2 separate regions of the Homo sapiens genome follow, and region 2 is linked to region 1. Evidence: read pairs that join two places in POLR2A ChIA-PET (ENCODE). Cell type or tissue: A673. All regions are shown on one strand.

Region 1 (2,500 bases):
CTCCCTCCTCCTATTGTAAAACGTTTTGAATGAAATAAAATACATTTTTCCTTTGTACTCTCTTCTCAGCTTTTAAATTTACTTTTTTCAAGTCCTAGAATGTTTTTCAGCCTTATTTTTATTTATCTAATAAAACCTCTATTTTGGGGTTTCTTTTCATACCTTCAGTACCATAAGAAGATTTCAGGGTAGTTATTTGACAGGTTCTTGTCAAATAGTATAACACAACAGTCATCAAAGAAAAGGTGTGGAAAATAATGTTCAGTGTTCCAAAGTAGAAAAATTAGATATGTTAGTTATTGTAAATAAAAAGATAAAAACATGGATTTTCTAGTGTATGATACATGTATTAGTCTTGGTTCTACCATCTTAAGAAATAGTGGTTTTTTGAGATGAAGTTTCACTCTTGTCACCCAGGCTGGAGTACAGTGGTGCGATCTCGGCTTACTGCATTCTCCGCCTCCTGGGTTCAAGCAGTTCTCCTGCCTCAGCCTCCCCAGTATCTGGGACCACAGGCACGTGCCACCATGCCTAATTTTTTGTATTTTTAGTAGAGATAGAGTTTCACCATGTTGGCCAGGCTGGTCTCGAACTCCTGACCTCAGGTGATCCTTCTGCCTTGGCCTCCTCAAAGTGCTAGGATTACAGGCGTGAGCCACTGCACCTGGCTAAGAAATAGTTGTTTCTGAAAGTGATGCATGTTACCACAGGAATTTGACTAGTAGTGGCAGTATTTCCTTGTATGCGAACTTAAGTGCTACAAATCTCATCAGTCATATTTACACACTTGTGAGTGACAGGGAAGGGGAGCAAGAGCCTGCCTGTGAATTGTCTTTGCTGGAAAATAATCTTCTATTAATTTATTCTCTTTAGGGTATTAAAAACCAGTGACATGTAGCATGAAGGCGGATGAGGCCCATATTGCTAATGTGATGCAGATGTGGACGTTCATTGTGGCTTTGGTTTTTACCCACAAAGGCTGTAAGTCTGGAAAAGACTGGCCCATTGCCATGAGTAATTATGTTGTCTCCCTCTGTCTGAAATGGGGATTTGGGTGTGATGGGTTCAGGGAAAAGTGATGGCTGTGTAATCTCTCCACTCACAAATGCGTTATGACCCTGATGGAGTGCCCAGCTGAGCGCACTGTGGAGTGGCGCATCCTCAGGGACAGAGCCTGGCTATGGACAGGAGAGTTTTGTCCTGCTCTTACTTTTGGGACTAATACTACACATATATGATTTTATGATTTTAGAGACTTGCATTATTTGACAAATGGTATTTAAAAAAGTTTTCAAATGGGAAGTGTTTAATTTTGAACTCTGTTTTTCTTGGTGTAAATTTTGCCCTTAAGTGATCCTTTGTCAAACACTTTTTACAAAACATTTAAGAGCAAGACTCTCCTTTCCACTTAGGAAGTATCACTCTTTATTCAGAGGGATGCTTTGAATGAAACCAATAAGTAGGTATTTTCAGAATGACTTCCCCTGTTTGCCTTGTTCATATCACAGTTCTGAGAATGACTGTATTTTTTGACCCATGTCTAGGCACATTTGCCCTTCTCAGCTGGGGCTGCTGCTTGGATAAGACTCTTTTCTGCTCTCTCAGTTATTTATTGCTTCTGTTTTTCTCCCCTTTCCTCACTTTGTGCCCCTTATACTTTCTTTCTACTTAATGTATCTCCTGCTTCTCGACTCCTTTTTACTTTGAGAATGTCAGAGAACAGAATGATCTGTGCTGAGCGCTGTGAGATGATGGACTGGTGAAGAAGGCAGGGGGCGAGGAGGCAAATGAGGAAACCCAAAGCCCCCCTGCCTTGCAGAGGCTGCACCTGGATTGGGGCAATGAGTTGAGGCATCAACATGTGGATTTCATGAGTCTGAGAGATGACTGGGGAGAGTGTCTATCCAGGGCCAATAAACAGAAGAGGATGGTTGGAAACATGGATTTTAAGGCTAGGAGTTGGAAGCTCCAGGTCCCTATCTCTGCCAGGGCCTTCAGTAGCTACAGGGTAAGACACTTACACTTACCTGGTAATCAGTTTCCTTGTCTGTGAGATAATGGAAATAACTATCTGTTCTACCTATGGACAGGCTTATTGTGAAATTGAAATAAGATAGGATGTACATAAAGGCCCCTTGTAAGGGATTAAGCCCAATGTGTGGAATAAACCTGCCCCATACCCTTGGGGAACAGTGTGGCCTAGTGGGTCATATCGGGCTGTCTCATAGGCCCGTGTGGCCCATCTGCGTGGAGGACTGGTTCTACCTGAGGATAAGTAATATGAGAGATGATTTCTATACTAAAATAATCACACACGTTGTCTTGTACAATACAATGCTTAACCTTTATTTTAAAGATAAAACATGGCACAGTCAAGCTGCCGTTACAGCTCTGTGTTCTTTCTGGGTTACCTGTTTACACACTTTTGTATATTAGACTATTTCAGTCACAGACCTTGCGAGCTGTTGGTACAATCAGAAGCTTTTGTGTTGAGGACTCA
Region 2 (2,500 bases), 300 kb before region 1:
TATACTTAGTATTAGATGATTTAGATAGCACTGCTTTCTCTTCAGTAGAAAATAATCAGAAAAATAGTTTATCATTTAAGTTTTGTCAATTTTTTTCCCTAGGAAGATAAGAAAAATACAGTAGAAGTAAGATTGACAAAAAACCGTACAGGGCTGTTTTTAGCTTTCTAGTCTTTTGGTTTTTTTTGGTGGGGGGGAGTTATTTTTTATTTTTAGTTTTATAGAAATTAGAATATTCTTCCTGGCCTTGTTTTGAGAGGTTTTAATTTAAATAAAATTTAATTTGAGAGTTTTTGAAGTGAAATGTTACGATCTCCCAATTCAACATTATAATTTTACTGCAGGATAAATAAAGAAAACAGGAAAGGAGGAAAGCATTGATTACAAATATCTTAACAATGAGCAAATGTGCAAGGAAAAAATATATTAAGACAAATCCAAGGTAGGTAGATGTACGTTTTTCTGTTCTTTTGAAAATTCTACTTAGCTTAAAGTTCATGATGAATAAATTGATATATAGATGTACACATACATGTATGTATGTATATATATTCTATTATAATATATACTCAAATTATTCAGCCATTCACTTAAGGCACCATCTACTGTGTACCATGCTGGGCACTGTAGGAGATGTGTCGGTATGTCAGTTGACTTATGCTAAGTACTAGTCTTTTCGTTTAGAAAGTAGACCAATATGAGGATGTCGATAGTTAAGTGGAATTGTAGAATTCGAAGAATCCCCAGGGTTTTATTCTTCCTCCCGGCCTTTCGGCCATACTTGTACTTAACCTTATAAAACAGAAGAAAGTCTCTACCAACGTTTTAAAAATATCCAAATAGAATTTTTCAAGTTTTCTTTTGATTACTTTCAGAGACATTCTGTTTCGTTAGTTGGATGTAGTCCTAAAGAGAAAATTGATTTTCCACTTTTTGTAAAGTTATTTAAAATAATAGAAACAACTTTAATAACTTCCTTTTCCAATTGGATTCTATTTTTAGAAGAGATGAAAAATTTTTTCAAGGGTAGTGCACTTCCTCTGCAATGTAATTTGTCTTTGAAAATTGGATACAACTAAAATTTTAGAATTTTTTTTTTTTTTTTTTTGGAGACAGAGTCTCACTGTTACCCAGGCTGGTGTGCAATGGCACAATCTTGGCTCAGTGCAACCTCTGCCTCCCAGGTTCAAGGGATTCTCCTGCCTCAGCCACCTGAGTAGCTGGGATTACAGGGTGCCACCATACCCGGCTAATTTTTTTAATTTTATATTAAAACAATTTATTACTAAAAAAAATTTTTTTTAGGCCGGGTGCAGTGGCTTAATCTGTAATCCCAGCACTTTGAGAGGCCAAGGTAGGAGAATTGCTTGAGGCCAGGTGTTAAAGACCAGCCTGGGGAAAAAAAAAGAGAAAAGGGAAGAAGACCAGCCTGGGTAACATAGCAAGATCCTGTCTCTTAGAAAAAAAATTGTTTTAATGGAGGGTCCTATTTTTTAAAAAAACAATAGATATATTAATATTTTATTAATTTGGATCCCAGTATATTCAAAACAGGTTGGGATAATATTTGCTTTTCTATCAAAGTTTGCTAAATAATATAAAGGAGATTTCAGAGAAATATTTAACTTCAAAAGAAAATAATCCTGCTATTATTAGTTGTTTGTAAATTTAAATATCTCCATTTTAGCAATTTTTTTTTTTTTTGAGACACAGTGTCACTGTGTCCAGGCTGGATTGTAGTGGCACAATCTTGGCTCACTGCAACCTCTGTCTCCAAGGTTCAAGTGATTCTTGTGCCTCAGCCTCCGAGTAGCTGGGATTATAGGTGCGTGCCGCCACACCCAGCTAATTTTTGTATTATTAGTAGAGATGGAGTTTCACCATATTGACCAAGCTGGCCTCAAACTCCTGACCTCAGGTGATCCACCTGCCTAGCCCTCCCAAAGTGCTGGGATTACAGGCATGAGCCACCATGCCCAGCCACCATTTTAGCAAATTTTTACCTGTTTTTTAGAATTGTGGAACCAAATATTTGCCAGTATTTTGCTTGTTGTTAATTTATAGTGCTTAGTGGACTTGTTTGTTTTCGTTTTTATTGTTTTATCCTTACATGTTTTTATTTTTAATTATTTTGTAATTCATAATTGCCCATTGGTTCTTTTCTCTCTAAAAAGGATTATTGTTTAAGATTAAAATACTACATAGTTAATTAAAGACTATTAGTTTTAGTACAACTATGTTTATTTAATATTATCACAACTATGTTTAATACAGAAGGTGAGATTTGGGAAAATATGTTCTATGAGACATCTCTTCAATTTTAATGTATTTAGCTATAAATTATATAGTGAATAATGTAAGATTATAATGGACTCTATAAATTCTATCTGGAGCAGCTGTGGCTGATTTATAGATGTTAATGTTGTATGTACATCATTTACAGCTGAGTTTGGGGTCCTGCATTTCTGCTGAGATAGTGCCTGAAAAATGCCTGGTACAG

Evidence for each region. ChIA-PET counts read pairs that join two places held together with the same protein. Peaks named below come from ENCODE experiments on the same cell type or tissue, not always from the same donor. Only the 100,000 strongest peaks of a DNase experiment are listed, where the experiment ranks them.
Region 2: POLR2A ChIA-PET joins it to region 1 with 6 read pairs; 3 of 35 experiments call an interaction of 5 or more read pairs at or near these places.

Annotation. Positions count from the first base shown.
Region 1 is chr10:35,433,240-35,435,739 of GRCh38, forward strand. All of the region lies in intron 1 of CCNY (cyclin Y), which reads left to right. Among named protein-coding and RNA genes, the nearest start is that of CCNY, 98 kb to the left of the region's middle. RefSeq lists a silencer at 596-665. In A673, no CTCF peak of the experiment used is centred here; a DNase peak (open chromatin) is centred at 972; H3K27ac peaks cover 427 bases.
Region 2 is chr10:35,137,438-35,139,937 of GRCh38, forward strand. CREM (cAMP responsive element modulator) reads left to right here. Exons shown (of 8, transcript NM_183011.2): 2 at 345-442. The coding sequence starts at 399. Among named protein-coding and RNA genes, the nearest start is that of CREM, 12 kb to the left of the region's middle. In A673, no CTCF peak of the experiment used is centred here; no DNase peak of the experiment used is centred here.